Linked DNA regions of Homo sapiens: region 1 is linked to region 2. The links are chromatin loops, found by intact Hi-C in ENCODE. Cell type or tissue: Caco-2. All regions are shown on one strand.

Evidence for each region. Hi-C counts contacts between places; a loop is a spot of excess contacts. Peaks named below come from ENCODE experiments on the same cell type or tissue, not always from the same donor. Only the 100,000 strongest peaks of a DNase experiment are listed, where the experiment ranks them.
Region 1: a loop joins it to region 2, with 3 times the contacts of the local background. A loop is called at or near these places in 5 of 110 quality-filtered maps.

What each region holds. Positions count from the first base shown.
Region 1 is chr2:149,609,474-149,614,473 of GRCh38, forward strand. All of the region lies in intron 1 of MMADHC-DT (MMADHC divergent transcript), which reads left to right. It also overlaps the pseudogene RNU6-601P. Among named protein-coding and RNA genes, the nearest start is that of MMADHC, 24 kb to the left of the region's middle. In Caco-2, no CTCF peak of the experiment used is centred here; a DNase peak (open chromatin) is centred at 2,918.
Region 2 is chr2:149,712,467-149,717,466 of GRCh38, forward strand. The region is part of intron 1 of MMADHC-DT (MMADHC divergent transcript); the gene reads left to right. Among named protein-coding and RNA genes, the nearest start is that of MMADHC, 130 kb to the left of the region's middle. In Caco-2, a CTCF peak has its summit at 2,919; a DNase peak (open chromatin) is centred at 2,936.

The sequences.
Region 1 (5,000 bases), 100 kb before region 2:
TTATATAAAAATATTTTTACAAGTGTAAAACTATGCACAGTTTCACACATATAGTAACCTTGCATATATACTTCTGCTCTTGGTGCAATGTAACCTTGCACATATAGTTTTGCACTTCTACAAATAACATTGCAATATTATTTATAATTCAAGTACATTGGACAGTATCTAGATTACTAGCAATAAGACATATACACACTCCATACAATAAGATATAGTATAAAGATTAGGTAGAATGTATGTTAATATGGAAAAATGTTCATAAAATATTGCTAATATAAAACAATTGGAATAACATGCTCCAATTTATGTAAAAATATAAATATGTACAAATATTCATATTATTTGCATGCATAGAGATGAGTCTGGAATAATATATACCAATATGTTAATGATAGTTGACTGTATGCCAGAATTAGAGGTGAGTATGGTTTTTTCCCCTTTATTTTTAGCTGTATTTCATGCTATTTTACAAGACAGATCAGTTACTGACAAAGAAATGATACTTTTATAAAGTGCAATTCTCAGTTCACAGGTGTGAGCTCCTTTCTTAAGCAGGAACTATCATTTTTGAACTCGTGTATTGTAAGTAAACAGCACAGAGCCTGTACCTAAGTACTCAGAAAACGTATGTATAAGGAATTCATTCCATTTGCTTTCTTCCATGTTAATGATTTCTCCTACATTCAGTGAAATCTACTTTACCTTGATGTTCCTGTTTTCTTTTGTCTTCATCAGTGTGAATGCTAAGGGAATGTGTGAATGTAATTTGTTAAAGTGGTCTGATGAAACTTCTGACAAAATTGATATAAGATTGTTTTCAAAAGATTTAACAATATCTTAAACTTATAAATAACACTGTTGAAATGACTTTTGACTTAAAATTGAAAAGCTATCAACTCTGAGTTACTGTTTAGGGGGCCATCTGAAGAAGTTGCTGCATCCTAGCCCACAAAAGAAGAAATGATAAAATCATTTTACATTGTCCATTGGCAGACATACAGAGTGGAGGCAGGAAGACAGGATTGCTTGCTGATTTTGAAAAGTGTTCTGAACATTTGATTTGGGGTTCTGTCTCATAGGAATCACTGGAGGAAACGGTGGGAGTTGTGTTTGATAAATCACTTAAAAAATAAATTCTGTTGTGTATATTTAAGGTATACAACATGATTTTATAAGATACATGGATAGTAAAAAAATGTATAGCGTGTTCACAGATTTGCATGTCATTCTTGCACATGGACATGCTGATCTTCTCTGTATTGTTCCAATTTTAGAATATGTGTTGCCAAAGCAAGCACTAAATCATTTTTACTTATTTATTCTCCTACTAACTAGTAGGAAAGAAGACTTGATAGGGAGAACCAAGGAAGAGGAGGAGAAGAACTCTGCTCACATCCTTCATTGGCTCAGCACTCGAGCTGCTCTTTAATAGGCCTCAGGCTGCCCTTGAAACCCTAGGATGAGAAGTACTTTGCTTTGCCAGATTATCCTGTGTATCAGTCAGGGTCCAGCCAGAAAAATAAGGCACTCTAGGTCTTTCAGCAAATGAAATTTAGTCCAGGAAATAGATTTCACAGATGATGGAGAGGGAGTTTAGGGACCAGAGAGAGGGCTTTTGGATGGGAACCAGAACTGTGGAAGTAAAGATAACCTGGAAGGAGGTGCAGCTTCTGGAGACATCAAAGGAGAGAGAGAGAGAAGGGAGAAAATTCATTTGTCATGCCCTTCCTTGTGCCCTTCATCTTCTAGCTGTGCCTCCAATATGCTGAAGCCAGAGGGCGAAAGAGCCTGGAAGAGTCGTTCCCTGAGATGGAGAGCAGAGCAGGGCAAGGCAGGGAAGAGCACAGACTGGCAGGGACAGGCGCATTGAGTACATTTTATAAAGTTGAGATTGTATGAATTAACTTACTGCCCCTGCACCTCTGACATGTTTTTACATGCCCACATGCACTGAGGCATTTTCAGTGTGCATGTGTACCTGTGTTTGTGTATGCGTATCTCTGAGATCTTGGTTGGGCTAATGTCCTACTTATGAGAAAAGTGCAAGTGCTCATTCTAAGATTGTATGCAAAATGACAGCGAACACTCCTGTTTTCAAGTGGCACTTAGCATTTACATAATGCTGAAACATCTGGTCTTTCCCATCAACCCAGGCATGAAGTTAGTCCAGTTGATTGCTTGGCATTATGTACAGACAACAGCTGGCTGGTTAACTGGAGTTTTGATTACGGCTGAATTGGCTGGATGTTTGGTGTCACATAGACTGAAGTTATGACTGGGTAACGATGGAGTAGAGCCAGTTACAGGGAAGATCAATGACAAATTTGTGAAATCAAACTTTTGTATGGAATTTCACTGGAAAAGATAATTATTTATTTCCAAGACTGAGTTTCAGAAACTCACTGGAATTTCACTGGAAAAGATAATTATTTGTTTCCAAGACAGTTTCAGAAACACTGAGACCTGGCTGAGTTTATCTCTGGTGACTTTTCATTCCCATTTCACCTCCTTTCACCCAAGTGTCCCCTGCCCTTGTACCCATATCCTCAGGTGCCCTTGGCCATTCACCCTTAAGGCACCTGGCTCCTGGGCTTATCACCCTGGGAACGACCTCCAGATTCTGAATTTTTTAACCTTTATGTCTCTTTCCCCTTTGTCCCTTTCATCAAATCACATTTGTCCTGTCATTCAGAGATCTGCTATCTGTTGCAGGATCAACTGATCTCAGAATCTAATTTTCATGAAGATGTTTGTAGATGATACTGTGCTAATATTTATCTTTTCATCTTTCCATATGTGGAAGTGGTCTCAACTGAGACTGAAATTCAGGCATACTTGGCACATTTTTATCTTGTGCTTGCCAGAAGCATGTTTGCACAAACACTGAGGAATGTCCTGGGAGAAGAAGGAGCCAGGTTGGATAAGCTCTCAGCATAGGGCCTTGCCTGTCAGGGGGTGCTGAGCCAGCATGTGCCATGGTTTCAGGCACCTAGAGCTGTCTCCCTGCCCTAATGGAACATATCTGAGTTTTGCGGAGAGCAGAGGAACTCTAAAATTTTAAGGGAGGTTAGGGGTGAGAAGAGAGAGAGATAGAGAACTGTGTAAAGTACTGGGACCTAAGTGACCATGCTTGAGAATCTCTCCAAAGCAAAATGGAAGTAAGATTTCTTTCTTGTGACAAATCTTTCTTGCATAGATTTGATTTCTGGAGAGCCCTATGAGGAACTGGGGTACTTGCAGGAATGATGGCTAAGCCAAGCTGAGGTCATCACAGGAGCCAGCAGGAATGGGATTATTTAGCAGCCTGTTTCAGACTCAGAAATATTGGAAAAAAGTTTTTGAAGGGATCAGGGTGAGTAGTGGGGTGGGAAAGGCTGAAGGCCTGAAGGCCTGTCAAACACAAATGGTTATACCGACTATAAACATTTAAATTATTCCATTAAATAAAACTTCATTTTAACCCACATTTTTAAGGTCTAAGGAAATTCAGATGGTACCTGTAACATATTTGCCTTTTACCAGAACCTTTGAATGTTTTGCATCCAATGCATGATTGATGGTGGCAATTTCAGATCATCCAATGGTAAATTGGCGAAGGAAAAATACTTTTAGGCAATCATTTAAGTATTCTTCAAATAATACTTCATAAATTTGCTTCTTAGCCCCCTGGTTTTATTTGTTAGCTTAAGACATGAGGACTTGAAATGTCACTATATGATTATTGACAGAGACTTGGCTGCTACTGGGGAGAGGAGTGTGAAATCCAAACATATTTTTAAAATCTGAGTAGATCTTTATTAGCTTATAACTAGCAATATTACAATGGAAGTTATTTTAGTTTATACAGATAATTAAGGTAAAACTTCAGTTTTAATGATAGGTTTGCTGATTGGTTTTACTATATTAATTCATTTAACAGACATTTGCTTGGTGCCTATTATGTATTAAACACTTTGCTGGGCTCAGGGTAAACTTTGGTGAATTCAGCAGATTTAAAATCTAATATAGCTAAATCAGGCTTAACTTCCTTTGTTTTCTAGCTGAGATACCAACTGAAAAGATTAATGTATCAAAACAACAAATTTTCCCTAAGAAAGATTATGCTTTATATCATCAGAAAGTATGTTCCCTGTCCCAAAATCTGGACATATGAATATACATCAATGTGTGTGTGTGTGTGTGTGTGTGTGTGTGTGTGCGTGTGCGTGCGCGTATAGTATAACTTGTGTTCATATCACCAGAACCTTATATGGCTAAAGAAAAATTACAGAAATTTAAACATCAAACATATAAGTTTCATCTGTAGAAAAAAAATCCAGATTTTATTTAAACCACCAAAATTGCAGTCAGCTGCTGAGAGAAAAATAAAGGCAAAGATCCTGTTTACAAGGCACCTAGAGTTCAGCCATCAGATGGTTTTGGTTAAGATGTAGTTTCTCTTCATGCTGATGTTTCTATAAGACATTTTTGTGAGTCAGTCATCACCCAACTTCCTAGTGTCTTTCTTTCCCTTGTATGTGTGTGTGTGTGTTTTTTTTTACAATACCTTTATAGCGTTGCTTTTAATTTTTGACAACGTTTACTGAAAACTTACTCCTTTGCAGCTTTTATGTGATTTGTAGAATTGCATTCTGTAGTAGGCAAAATTCTGATGTGTGTGTGTGTGTGTGTGTGTGTGTGTGTGTGTGTGTGTGGTGGGGGTAGCGGGGGTTCCTGTTGTTTCTTTGTGGCTCTTTCTGTCCATTTTTAACTTCTGCTGGCAAGATGCTGGTATTAAATCTTTACCCCACTAAGTTATTAAGTATTTAAGCTTATAATAGACTTGTCCTCTTTACCTTGTCTATGCGTTCCTGGAAAGAGAGTACATTAGAAGGTTTACTGGTTGTGACTACCCCACCATGCCTAGAATAACTAGGTGATAAGCCATCTCATGCCAAGCTAATATTCTGCCCTATGGGAAGTTTGCTATAGGTAGTAGGGTGTGCCCCACTACACCA
Region 2 (5,000 bases):
TTAGTTCAGGCAACATCACCTCTGCCTATTGCCCTTATTGGCTGAGTTGTTGTTAGGTGCCCTTCTTCAGTGCTTACATAGAACTCACTTCATTCATTCATTCATTCATTCAATAAATAAATATTTATAGAAAGCATACCTTCTGGTAAAAATGAAGACACAAATAAGACTACCTTCAAGGAAATCTCAATCTAATGAAGACCAACCCATTGATGTCATACAAGCAATATGACAAGTACAGTGATAGGAACAAAAGCCCAGAAACGTAATGACAAGAACAAGTAGTTACAAATGAGCACAAAAGTCCCCATTACTACTTTGTTTTGCCTGTCTTCTAGTTCAACAATAAGGATTAGAAAAGATCCTTTACTTCTGTTTCACTGTACTTTTCCAAGCAATCCTTTTAGGTCTGACTTTCCTTTTAGTTTCACCAATGGTCTTCATTTTGGTTTTCCTTTCAAGCTTGTGCTGTGTCCTACTGACAGGTCACAGACTCAAATATGAGGGTCAATAGATACTGAAAATGAGAGCAGCTAGTGTGGTGGAGACTGGGGCATGGCTGAACTCATGGCATGGCTGTTCGATACTGATTAGAGTGAGAATGTTTAAGAAGGTCTAGGCTGGGCACGGTGGCTCACGCCTATAATCCCAGCACTTTGGGAGGCTGTGGTGGGCGGATCATGAGGTTGGGAGTTGAAGACCAGCCTGACCAACATGGTGAAACGTCATCTCTACTAAAAATACAAAAATTAACCAGGTGTGGTGGTGCACGCCTATAATCCCAACTACTCAGGAGGCTTGAGGCAGGAGAATCACTTGAACCCAGGAGCAGAGGTTGCAGTGAACCGAGATTGTGACACTGCACTCCAGCCTGGGAGACAGAGCAAGACTCCGTCTCACCAAAAAAAAAAAAAAAAAAAAAAGTCTAAATCTCGGTGAAAACTTTCAATGTCCAAATGATAAAGGAAATTTCAGAAGAGTGGACTTCACTCCTTGCTTGCCTGTGTGATGTTGGATAAAGTGCCTGAATAACGTCTTCCCAAGAACTGTTATAATTCTGTGTTTAATGACGCTTGAAAAGTGGACTCTTTGGTTAGATTAGGGAATAATATCAGTGCTGTCAGAAAAGGCATTGCCCATTTGGGTTCCTCCTTTTTTTGATCACATATTGAGAGCCTTAAAAGAAAACTGAAAGTTGATTTGTGTCAGGTAATGCTAATGGATGCAGTGGTTCTATACTTGACACATTGTAGGCACTCCATAAATAGTTTCGAGTCCTAATGAAAAGCTCTTTAAGCTTCTGTAGAGCAAACAAAACTATCATTAGAGCAAATAGATAACCTACAGAATTGAGAGAAAAATTTTGCTATCTATCCATCTAAGGTCTAATATCCAGAATCTACAAGGAACTTAAGCAAATTTACAAGAAAAGAAACAACCCCATTAAAAAGTGGGCAAAGGATATGAACAGATACTTCTCAAAAAATGTCATACATGCAGCCAACAAACATGAAAAAAAGCTCAACATCACTGATCATTAGAGAAATGCAAATGAAAACCACAATGAGATACCGTCTCATGCCAGTCATAATGGTGATTATTAAAAAGTCAAGAAACAACAGATGCTGTTGAGCTTACAGAGAAATAAGAACACTTTTACACTGTTGGTGGGAATGTAAATTAGTTCTCAACCAGTGTGGCAATTTCTCAAAGATTTAGAACCAGAAGTACCATTTGACCCAGCAATCTCATTATTGGGTATATACCCAAAAGAATATAAACCATTCTATTATAAAGGTACATGTACGTGAATATTCATTGCAGCACTATTCACAATAGCAAAGACATGGAATCAACCCAAATGCCCATCAATGATAGACTGGATAAAGAAAATGTGGTATATATACACCATGGAATACTATGCAGCCATAAAAAGGAATGAGATCATGTCCTTTGCAGGGACATGGATGGAGCTGGAAGCCATTATCCTCAGCAAACGAATGCAGGAACAGAAAATCAAACACCACGTGTTTTCACTTATAAGTGGGAGCTGATCAATGAGAACACTTGGACACAGGGAGGGGAACAACACTCACTGGGGCCTGTCAGGGAAGGGCAAGGGAGGAGAACATTAGGGAAAAGAGCTAACGCATACTGGGCTGAACACCTAGGTGATAGGTCGTTAGGTGCAGCAAACCACCATGGCGCACATTTACCTATGTAACAAACATGCACATCCTGCACATGTACCCCGAAACTTAAAGAACAAAAATAGAAATTAAAATTTTTTAAAAAGAGGAAAGTTCTTTAAATTGCTTTGCCAAGGCAATAATAATTAATACTCATAATGCAAACTGAGGAACTGACTCACTCTTCTGAATCATCGAAAAGATTTAATTATATTTTATTATTTGTATGATATTGTATTTTTTGGAAACTAGAAATAATTGTTCAGTAATTTTTCTGTCTATTGCATCTAATATTTGATCCATGAAAGCATGCTTTTCCCCATCCTGTATCATAAAAATCATCATGATTGTAATCATCGTCTTCATCATCATCATCATCATAGCTTTTATGACATAGAATTTCACAATTTCAAAGATCTGTTTTGTATTATCTAATTTGATTTTTCATATTCCCCTTCTGAAGTAAACTGGAGGGATACATTCTCTAAGAGTTCATTTTCTTTCTTGTAAAATGGGCATATTCAAACTTATGTGGATGTTAGAGTAAACTGCATGTGGCCCCTGCCAACCCTTTGATGGTCAGGTCATTTTTTACAATGCCCGTTATATTAGTTTGCTGTGGCTGCTGTAACAATTTACCACAAACCAGGTGGCTTAAAATAACAGGAATTTATTCTCTCACAGTTTGGGAGCCCAGAAGTCTGAAGTTTAGAGTGTTGGCAGGGCTGTGCTCCCTCCAGAGGCTCCAAGGGAGATTGCATTCTTTGTTTCTTCCAGTTTCTGGTGGCTGTCAGCCTTCCTTGGCTTGTGTCTCACTCCAGCCTCCTCCTCCATGGTCACATTGCCTCCTCCTCTTGTCTGCGTGTCTCTCCTTGTGTGTTATAACAACACTTGCTTTTAGATTTATAGCCTACTCAGATAACCTAGAATGATCTCCTCATCTTGAGATCCTTCATTGCATCTGCAAAGACCCTTTTTTCACACAAGGTCACATCCACAGGTTCCAGTGATGAGGATTGTGGGCATATATTCGGGGGTGGGGGGCAGATTTTTCCCTCTGCCACACAGATCTTAGGTGATTTGCATGGGGCTTATGTGCAGTAACAGATCTCTGATGCAGGCGTCTACGTTCACTCCACAACTGTGCCCCTGATTTTTCTGACTTTAACTTTTTTTGTGTGTATATAAGTGATTTTCCAAGGTCACAAGACAGTGAAACCAGACCTTTGGTGTTTTTAATTTTGGGATCCAATGCTCTTTCCAGTAACCACATTGTTAACACGATTTACTCTAAGAACAAAATAGGACATTTGAAAGGTCTGCCTGCGCTGAGAGTAATATTCCTCATTGGAACTGTGATGATCCATGTTTAGCCTCTGGAAATAGTGAACAGCTGAATGGGTGCAGAGTAGTTGACTAAGAGCTTTGGACTGAACTCTATAGCCAGGCTGCTTGGGTTCAAGTTCCACTTCTTCCATTTGTTAGCATGTGACCTTAGACAACATAGTTTACCTCTGCATTCTCATCCATGAAAAGAGCTTGATACCAACAACAGCAACAGACTGCTGATTATTAAGTGACATATGTAAGAATGTCTGGTCTGAGGAAGTGTAAGCACTAGCTTCTGTCATTATTATCATCACTGTCACTATTTGTATTGCTTTTTGTCATATGAGTGTGTAATAGGAAATAGTCTGGTCTTTGAAAGTAAGGTTTTCTGTCACTTAGTGAAGAACATGCAAAGTAGAAGTTCATGAAGGGGCTGATCATTCAGTTAAAGAAAACTCAAGAAACTTAAACAAAGCCAGTGGGTGCCAAAGAAAGGATTCTGGAAATAAAAATGTCACTTACTGTTAAAAAGGCTTAGAAATGGAGCTGCTTTTTCACTACTGAATAATAAACTATCAAATTTTGCTACTGGCTGCCTGCCCTGATCAAAGATTTGGAAAAGTGTGGTAAAGACAGCTGGTTGTTAAATAAAACTATTTACAAATCCTTTAGTTTTCCCTTACATAGACACATATGTGGCTTTTACCTGACAGAACCTCGGAGGTGATTCCCCCCTCCTCACCTTTTTGATTCACTGTAGAAATCAAACAAAAATGTTAGTAGGGCAGCGAGGCAGGAGAATGTCAGTTACCCGAATGGTGCCACAATGGAAGGAGTCATAAGGCTACAGCATTCAAAGAATCTGAAGCATTTAGCCAACTTAGAGGACCTGGTGGGAAGCTAATTCAGGATTTCCTTGCAGAGGGACCTTGTATAACAGGAATTATTTCATTGGCCGACTTTGTATTCATCTGAAGCCTGTTTATAGAGCAACCTAGAAACTTGCGCAGCCAGGCTGTAACAGAGCTTTGGGAGGACGAAAGGGACTCACAGGTTGCTGTGTGCTCTTGGAAAAGGTTTGTGACTCCAGGCTCTTGGCAGGGTTAAGTAATTTGTCTATGATCCACAGACAGTACAGGCCCACTTCGTTCTCTGCTAAGACCAAGAAATCTCTGAAAACACAGTTTTTTCATAACATATTTGGGGATAGAACCAGACCGGAATTGACACAAGGCTATTTAACGTTTTAGTGTGTGCATTAGTTTGCTGGAGCTGCCATAACAAAGCATCACAGACTGGGAGGCTGAAACAATAGAATTTCATTTTCTCACAGTTCTGGAGGCTAGAAGTCTGAGATCAAGGTGTTGAAAGGGTTGGTTTCTTCCGAGGTCTCTCCTTGGCTTGGAGATGGTCATCTTCTCCCTGTGTTTTTACTTGGTCTTCCCTCTTGCCTATCTGTGCCCTAATTTCATCTTCTTATAA